3 separate regions of the Mus musculus genome follow, and regions 1 and 2 are each linked to region 3. A link is a contact called in ENCODE POLR2A ChIA-PET data. All regions are on one chromosome and are shown on one strand. The core of a region is the stretch at or near the end of the contact, and the rest is flanking DNA. Distances in the headings are between cores, read along the strand shown.

Region 1 (2,883 bases), core at 364-2,863, 66 kb after region 3:
TGCCACGCAGGGCAGGCTTGAGTCCCGAGGTCAATCCACAGTCCTGCAGCATGCATGCCTCAGCTGTGCCCGGTGGGAGAGGCCCTTAACCTCTCTATTTAGGAGGCTCAAACAAGGCCAGCTGAGTTTCAGGGCCAGCCTTGGAAACCTAGTGAGACTATCTCAAATAAAAAGTATATCGGCAGTTAAGGTGCTCACTACAAAATGGATGATCTGAGCCCAATCCCTGGAGTCCCATGGAAACATGGGAGGGGAGACCGTACCCTGTGGCACCTGTGCCGCGCATGCACGCACACGACTGTGCAGGGCTAGTGGCAGGGTTCTTCCTTAGCTCGTGGCTGCTCTTCTGCATCAGTACCAGCCTCTCTGTGGTAGGTGGGAAAGCCCGGGGAGAGTCATATGCACCCTGAAAGAAGTCTTGCAAAGCTGGCCGTGTGTTGGTGGCCCTGGGGGCCCCTAGCTATACATACCACCTACCGCTGACCAGAAGAACACCAGGAGAGAGCAGACCGTTGAACTTCCTTTATTAGAAACAAGTGAGATGCCCGGAGTGGAACAGTACATTGGGTATCCCAGCAATGAACGCCCCCAGCACGGCCCAAAGAAAAGCCAAGACAATAGAGTGAAGCTCTCCGACCCTCAGATGCAGCACCTGATGGCCACAGTTAACACTTTAGTTTCATTCAATGAAAACCGCCCCAGCTCTCCTCCTCGGGCACAGCCCGTCTGTAGACCTGCCTTCACTCTGCAGCAAGACACAATGGGTCTCCTCTGGTTCAAGGACAGGCAGACAGGGCTAGAGAGACGCTCTAGCTCCCTTTTCTGAGAGTCTCTTTCTCTCTTAGACGTAGACAGCTCCATGAAACCTCTTCAGAGCCTTGGGGCCCCCAGGTTAGTTGAATGCTGGTCATCTCTGGAGACAGAATTCAAAACCACAAAGACACCTGCCTCTGGGCTTCAGAGCGCTAGCAAGTGAGGGCAACAAATGGCAGAAAGAAGGGGCAAGGCCTGAAATTTTCCATTAAAAAAAGGAGTGTTAGCAGAGCTTGGTGTGAGCCAATCCTCAGATAGCAATACTTTCAGACACAGGTCTGGGTGGGGATAGCAAGCCCACGCAGGCCTCAATTCAGAGTTAAGGCCTTTCTACCCAGCTCACTTTACAAACTAGTGTCTATGGTAGCGTGGAGAGTCGATCCAAAGGCAGGGAAGGAAAAGGTGGCCTTCAGGACATGGCAGAAGACTAGGGTTAGGCTCACAGAAGGCCTTCTTCCAACAGAGGCTGCCTGAGGCAGGTCAGCTTGGATGCCCCAAAGCCCTTCTTGTTTGGTCCAAGCTAGTCACAGGGCTGCCATACTGTGGAGTAGCTCTGAACCTCTTTAGCCCCTAATCCCACGAGGGTTAAATGAAGATACCAGAACGGTTTAGATAAAAATAAGACTTAAAAACAACCCCTGAGCCAACTCCTGTAGACCTGGGCAGGGCGCCCATCTCAAGGCAGCGGCAGAAGCAGAGCAAGCCACCTGGTTTTTGGGACAGAGGCCTTGCCAGCAGCTCTTCCAGAGCGTCTCCCTGGGGTTCACTGTTTTTGTCCCATGACCAGGGTCAATGAAACCAAAGCTCACTCCAGAGATTTGTGTTCCCCAAACCCCAGAAGCAATTTGAGCCGGGGGCTGGCTTGCAGCTGATAGAGAGTAAGACAGGAAGGCTTTCCACATTCCAGGCCCGCCCAAGAAGGAAAGCCTTGAGCACTCTGTCCTTTAAAGTGTGGGCACTTAGGGTAGTGTCTGATGACTGAGGCTGAGGGGAGCCCCGCCTCTGACCCCTCCCTTCTGGAGAACTCAGTGCACATTTTGCCAAGAACAATAGTTTCTTTGGTCTGAGTATCTTGGAGTCACAAGTCGGCCACCTTCGCTGGCACTTGCAGTTGGCAACACAGGACAGTGAAGGAGAGGGAGGTCCCTAAGCCTCTGATGAGACTCCTCCAAGCAGAGCTTCTGTCTCCAGCAGCAGTCTAGCAAGCAGGACGCATCCCTAGCACAGTTTCCTTCAGCAGAGGCGATGCGGCATTAGTTTCTGCAGGCCACCACCAGAAGCCACAGCATGCCTCAAACCCCTGCTCGCCTGTACGACAGCGTCATTCAGTTCTGGGGACAAGGCTGAACCTGGCTAGTGGCTAAGGCTTCTTTCCCTTATAAGGTCTCCCTGACCCCCAAGATGCCAAGAGGAGAAAGAGCAAAGAAATTCCCTACTATGTGTCACGTGGAGCTTTCTCTCTTGTAGCACAAGCTACAAGGAGGCTGGGTGTGGCTCGCTGACAGTTCAGCCCAATCCTGAGCCACTTGGCTCAACACCACTCAAGAATGCCCACATGGGCGGCCAACGTGGTCAGGGGCTTGACGACTTCTGGAAAAACTGGCAGCATTGAATAACCATCACTACCACCACAAAAACCCACAACAGCACCGATGATAATCAGACTCAGACACTGGCGATGTCGCCAAGTCTAGATCATCTCTAGTTACTGCTTCTTGCGGCCACTGTGGGCTGGACGCCCTGGGAAGGAGACAAAGGAGCACAGGAGATGGCTGAGGGGCTGAAGGCACAGGCAGGGGCTGGGACTCACCAGCCTGGGCATCGCCACACCACGCCTGCTCAGCCTCCCTGGGATACCAGCTCCCTCCTTGCTCTAATATGCCTTAGACAGAGCTTGCGCTCATGTGGTCTCAACGAGGTTCCAGATTCTACAAAAGGTCCAAAGTTCTTTTCAAAATGCCACCCATCCTAAGCAGTGAGGACAAAGTCTCTCAGAGGACACACACCTGTTAGGCTGCCAACAGCCAGCTCAGAAGCCTTCTAAAATCACTTGGTAGAATAGTGTCCTCC
Region 2 (3,041 bases), core at 366-2,865, 100 kb after region 3:
CATCTTTAAGACAGAGGAATAAATAGAGTGTAGCCAAAGGTTACAAACTTCTATCTTCATCTCAACTTTAACTGGGGCTAGGGGGAAGCTAAGAGCTGCCGGCTACAGCTAATGGCAAGTTGGCTATAACAAAATCTGGCTATAAAAACCAAACTACCACCAGGCAGTGGTGGCACACGCCTTTAATCTCAGCACTTGGGAGGCAGAGTCAGGTGGATCTCTGAGTTCGAAGCCAGCCTGGTCTACAAGACAGCCAGGGCTACACAGAGAAACCCTGTCTCAAAAAACAAAACAAAACAAAACAAAAACAAAAAACAACAACAACAACAAACAACCACTCAATCACACACCCACAAGTCTCTACACAAAAATATACATATGTATACATACATACATACATACATACATATTGGGTGGGGGCGTTAGAGCAGCAGGAAAATAATATGAACTTAAATACATCATTTTTCGTGACTGGCTTACTGATGTACTGATTGGAAAAACAAAGACAAATACAAATTCTCAAATATCTGGCCCATTTCTTCTTCTCTACTAACAAAAGACTGAAATTACTTATAGTAAGACCCTGACCTACACAGTGACCTGTAACAGTACTAATCCCCATACCCGAGAGACAAGAACATCACCCCAAGTTTGGAGTCAATCTGTTCTACATTGTATGCCCCAGGCCAGCCATAGCTACACAGTAGAACCTGTCTAAAAAGGCAAAACATAACGAACAAAAAACCCCAGGGAGACCCTAAAGTACAAGACGTGCAGTAGTACCCCACAAATACCACATGTTCTCCAAGAAGCAACATCAGTTTATTGAAGCTTTGAGGCCCTTCACTAAATTAACAAAGTGAAGGTACAATGAAATTGACTCTTCACCGATTATTTGAGGCAACAGACACTGAATAAATCAAAACATCACATCACTAATAACATAGGATCATAGTGAGTTTATATTTCGGACTTGTCTGGCAGTTATATTTTACAACATAATTATATGCATGGCTTGTATAGCCTAGTGAATTTCCTCATTGAGCGTGAACTACAACGAAATGTTTTATTATTAGTTTATGGCTAGTCACGTTTCTCATACACCTTTATAAGTAACGTTCCTTCTGAACCGCAGCTTCTAGATTGCTCTGCATTGTACTACTGAAATCTACCGTTCAAAATGTTCTTTTCCCCCATCGTGCCTAAAGCAAGGGAGTGGTACACTAAACAGAACTTTTATATAATAAAAGTATTGCATGTCTCCGACCCTTAATATCTGAGCACCCATCCTGGTAAGTGACAAAGACAAAAACCAATCGCTAGGTAGGATCTCAATGGCTTAGCCAATAAGAACATGGGGGTGGGGTTAGACTAAGCTCCCGGTGACTTCCCCGCACCCCAGATACCCAGCTTGTGGGAGACCGGACAGGAATTGGGCTACGATGATCTCGTTACCTCCTGTTGTGGCTGTTGTCCTCCTCGTTCTCGCAATCGCTGCAGTGCTCATGGCCGTTTCCATTCCCTTCCATCATCAGTGGCAACGAAGGTGCCGGCAGCTTCACTGCTGTCTCACTCTCATCCGCCATCTTGGGTTGCGAGAGCCGGACTCCGCGCCCCGCTACATGGAGGGCTCCTATTGGACAGAGGAAGTACGCGCTGTATTCTGGGTTTTGTAGTTTGTGTGAAGAAATCTGCCACTAAGGGTGGCTTGTTTTCAAAAAACTGTACCGATGTGGACTACAAAACCCAGAAATCATGAAGGGACGCTGCCTTGGGAGGAGCGGGCAGCAATTCCGGAAGCCCCTAGGTTCGGCCGCCCTCTGAGACGAAGGGCGCTGTACGCCTTATAGGGTGGTCGCGGGGCACGCTGGGAGTTGCAGTTCCATGTTGAATTAGAGTTTCGCAAGTAAAGGGCTTGCAAAGTCCAAGGTTTTCAGGCCGCCCTTGGTAATCAACAGGCCACAGATGAGCCGTTATCGGCTAACGTTAAGGACCGTTACCATTCCTGGGTAAGTGAAAGACACTGAGGTTCATGGCTGCGATTCTCCAGGAGCTCAAATGCCCTTACAGAGGACTTTCCTATAGGTTTGCTCTCGGCTGCCTTCCCTACTCCAGCCTTTAGGGAGACCTGGGTCTTTGGAAATCTAAAACCGAGAGGCAGTGCATTGAGGTGTGTGGAACACTGCCCCCGAGCCAAAGACTTGATTGCTTGCAGGGGAGGCTTACCATTTCTTGGCTTCTAATTTTGCACTGCGCTCTTCTTCACATTTCCCTTTGATTCTCCTCTAGAGCCTTCCATAACAAGTCTTTTTTTTTAAGATTATGATAATTACACCATTTCCCCACTTCCCCTTTCCTTCCTCTAACCCCTCCCATATACACCCCACCTTGCTCTCAAATTCATGGCCTCTTTTTCTTTAGTTGTTGTTACATATGGGTGTGTGTGTGTTTTCCTAAATATATAAATATAGCCCGTTCAGTAAGCATAATGTTGTATGCAAATGATTTCAGGGCTGGTGTGCCTGGGAAGAACTATTTCCTCCCCCATTTTTAGCCTTCCTTAATTGCCTGTAGTTCTTAGTCTGGGGTTGAGGCCTCACGAGCTCCCCTACTCCCAACACAAGACTTTAATGAGCACTTACACGCCAGGCTCTGGCGTAAGACTTTTTGTACCTGAATTCCTATAATTTTAACAAGCTTAGAATGTGTTATGCCATTATTATTCCTTTTTCACAGATGAAAAGACTGTTCCAGAAAAGTTGGTACATTGTTTGTAGGCGGCAAAATCTGTCTATAAATCTGTATCTACCTACTCTGTGCCCTCTGTAAGGCTTCACCGTCACACCAGTCACACTGTTGGATCCAGGCAACTTCCAAGGACGAATCAGTTATAGCCAGGTAAATGCAGCATCTATCTTAGAATTGCCTAAATGCTTCTGTCCCTCTGGGCTTTGTCCTGTAACTAGCTAGTCTAATCATAATCCTGAGAAGATTGCCCAAAGACAAGGGCTTAGAGCCTTCCTATTTGTGCTGAGTATGCT
Region 3 (2,959 bases), core at 210-2,709:
TTTACTGAGGACTTAGGCGCTTTCTCCCTCTCCTCTGAGGTTTTCCTGCCCTGCCTGTCAACCTGTACACCGAAATCTCTTGTCTTGACTCATTCTTGGTTCTCAGCCCGGAAAAAATAAATTTTTTTTTAAGTGCAAAATCTCTAACCAAGTTATTTGTCCTTGAGGTCACTTGTCATTGAGAGACAAGGTACTGTTATCAGAAGACCCTAAATGTAAGGTGGAATTTTGTTCCTCACAGGCTGCCTGATTCTGGAAAAGGTAGTGCAGCTCTCCAACCTCAGCTTCTGTCCACTGGAAATAACATCTACCTTGAAGGGCTTTTAGGAATTCATGAGCCATCATTGAATCACATTCTGGCCTACTTCCCAGAGCACAGTACAGACTCATTTAAAACACTGGCTTTCTAGCTGGGTGTGGTGGTGCAGGCTGTAATTTTAGCCCTTGGAAGGCTGAAGAAGAACGTTGTTGCAAGTTCGAGGCCAGCTGGGGATACACAGAAAGACACCCCCCCCCACCTCCCCCCTCAAGGTCTCAAACAAACGAAAATAAAATAAAATACTGGTTTTCTAAATCTACCAACCAACCAACAAGACAAAACAACAAAAGCCCTAGGATTTCAGCTATCTGACCCCACGTTTAGGGCTTTCAGGTGGCTGGGAGGGTGGGTACTTACCTTGGCCTCCTCCAGAGCAGCTGGTGACGCTGTGTTGCAGTTGGTATGGTTCACAGTGGCCATCTTCTCCTACTCTTGCAGCAGATGATGTCTTTAACTACTGTCACCTGCTTTGAACAACAACAGAAACCTAAGTCCTTAGGCAGAAGCTGGTTGGTCAGGAATTGTTTTGTCACAGCAGCAGCAGCCATTTTGTGGCCCCAGACCTGCATGGCCTTCACTTTCAAGTGAAGACTCGGAAGGCTGTTTCCATACTCTAGTCTTCACATTGCTAGCCAGCAAGGGACCAAGTGGGAGAGCAGAGGCCCTGGGCCTCTGCTCTCCTAATAAGTAAAGACAGGCTGGCAGTTAGGAGGGTAGGCCTGAGCTCTGTCACCCAGAAAGGACACTGCTTGGGGGATGCTGTGGAGAGGGTGGGTCTGTAGCTCCTGGAAGCCCCTATCTTGACCACCTTCAATCTCTCTAGGTTGGGACCTGGTCAGAGCCTATGGTTGAAGTCTTTTTGTCTACAGGGCCTGGACGGCTTCTCTCCTGTCTCAAGGAACGGGGAGCTAAAGGGAAGAAGTCTTCAAACTACATGCAGCTGACAGAAAGAAGAAGAAAAAAAATTCAATGGGAGTAAAAATGGAGTTCTTGGAGGAGGGAAAAGTCCTGGCAGGGAGATTTAACGAAGGTGGGACTGACCTATTTGCTGTCAAGGGCTTAGTGTACACCACTACCTCTGTGTGTCTTTCTGTGCGACCGCCTGTCCATGAGAGTCTCAACGCCTCTGCCCTATCTCTTGCTGCAGTAGCAGCAGCTCTGGCCAAGCCGCTAAAGCCCTAAGATGGGGGGGGGGGGAGGTGGAGGGGCGAAGAGGACAGCCTGGCAGCGCAATGGCTGCTGGGGGTTGTAGTTCTTCCACCCTAGGAAAGCTGCCCAGGATACTTTCAAGCTCCCATTACGTCAACAACCATGCCCAGGAACGCCAAAAAAAAAAAAAAAAAAAAAAAAAAAAAAAAAAAAAAAAAAAAAAACCTATTTGCCTTTGCGTGAACGTCCCGCGCTCACCGATCTCTTCTTTGATTGGGTCGCTTGTCTGCCAGTCTCCCGACTTTTGTCAACAACTAGCTGTGCGGAAGCACAACTGGACCCGCCCTGTCAGAGCTCAATTAAAGAGTTCATTGATGGCGTTAGGCTTTACCAGGGAGAAATAGAGATCCGGTCGCGGGGGCGGGGCTTGCGCGCGGAGGGATTCCCTAGCCTTGAGGAAGGCGACGAGCAGCTCGGGGGCCGCCGCCGCCGCCGCCATTTTGGGCTGGGAGGAGGCAGCGGAGGGACTCGCTGCGCAGTGAGAGCACCCCATGGGGGGTGGTCCGGGCGCGGGGAGAGGCCGGGCCGAGTGGGCTGCCTGAAGTGGCGGCGCCGGGAGACGGCGGGGAGTTGGGTCGGGGGCTGGGAAGGGTGAAGGTTGGCGTCTCCCCGGCCGAGCCCAGTCCTCAAACCGTCCCGGCAGCCTCTCCGCCTCGCCTTTGAGAGCGGCCTTTTGGGGTAATTACCGCGTATTTCCCGGGATCCCAGCAGAGGAGAGGCCAGTAAGACGGCTTCCCCTCTGCTGTGCTTCCACCGGGACGTGATCCTGAGGCCGAGGTCTGCCCAAGGCCTCTCGTCACCCCCATTCATCCCGGGTATGGCGGCCAGGCCCGGCGTAGCCGGACCCCCATCTGAAGGACGAGGTGGGCGCGACGCCAGTTGGAGACCCTGGCTCGCAGGGACGGGCCGAGGTTGCAACTCTGGCCGCATGCCCTGAGCAGTGCTAGTGAGCTGGAGGCTCCGAGGTTGCCCGGCCGGATTGCACCCGCCTCCCCACCCCCATACACCGTGTCCATCCCACTTCTCAGGGCTGCGAAAAGCAACAACCCTCTAACTTCTATAACAGCCACCAACTCCCCCTGGGACCAACTAGATCTGGGCACGTGGAAAGCTCGAGCTTAGCGCTTGGAAATTTCTGAGCTCTCTTGCCCTCAAGATTTCTCCCATCGAGCCCCGACTCTCCCAATGGCCTGACCTCGAACGTCAGCATCCGCTTTTGGAAACTCCTGAAGTGTGTCGCCCCACTTCAAAATTTCACGCCAAAGGGATGGGGTTATGCCCTTTGAAGGGTTGGGGGAAAGAAAATAATTTCAGTCACTACAGTCCAGTAATAGAAACGGAGTGGCCCATTTCGGGTACTTCAAAAACATCTGCTTGCATTTTGAAATCTGAGCCGTAACTTAGGGGCGAAGAGGCTGTGCTACAAGGGCA

The links. ChIA-PET counts read pairs that join two places held with the same protein, here RNA polymerase II (POLR2A).
Region 1: POLR2A ChIA-PET joins it to region 3 with 10 read pairs in embryonic stem cell. The contact joins the enhancer-like site here to the promoter of Hexim2 in region 3. POLR2A ChIA-PET finds 5 or more read pairs at or near these places in 4 of 5 experiments (Patski and embryonic stem cell).
Region 2: POLR2A ChIA-PET joins it to region 3 with 17 read pairs in embryonic stem cell. The contact joins the promoter of Nmt1 here to the promoter of Hexim2 in region 3. POLR2A ChIA-PET finds 5 or more read pairs at or near these places in 4 of 5 experiments (Patski and embryonic stem cell).

What each region holds. Positions count from the first base shown.
Region 1 is chr11:103,066,537-103,069,419 of GRCm38, reverse strand. Nmt1 (N-myristoyltransferase 1) reads right to left here. Exons shown (of 12, transcript NM_008707.4): 12 at 512-2,883. Among named protein-coding and RNA genes, the nearest start is that of Gm42090, 20 kb to the right of the region's middle. Within about 2 kb of position 1,613, at least 1 of the 3 ENCODE cell types and tissues checked has a DNase peak (open chromatin) inside an H3K27ac peak, as active enhancers do.
Region 2 is chr11:103,027,117-103,030,157 of GRCm38, reverse strand. It overlaps Nmt1 (N-myristoyltransferase 1), which reads right to left and starts at 1,615. Exons shown (of 12, transcript NM_008707.4): 1 at 1,456-1,615. The coding sequence starts at 1,586. It also overlaps a transcript of Dcakd not described here.
Region 3 is chr11:103,131,859-103,134,817 of GRCm38, reverse strand. It overlaps Hexim2 (hexamethylene bis-acetamide inducible 2), which reads right to left and starts at 1,459. Exons shown (of 3, transcript NM_027658.2): 1 at 1,361-1,459; 2 at 677-783. The coding sequence starts at 739.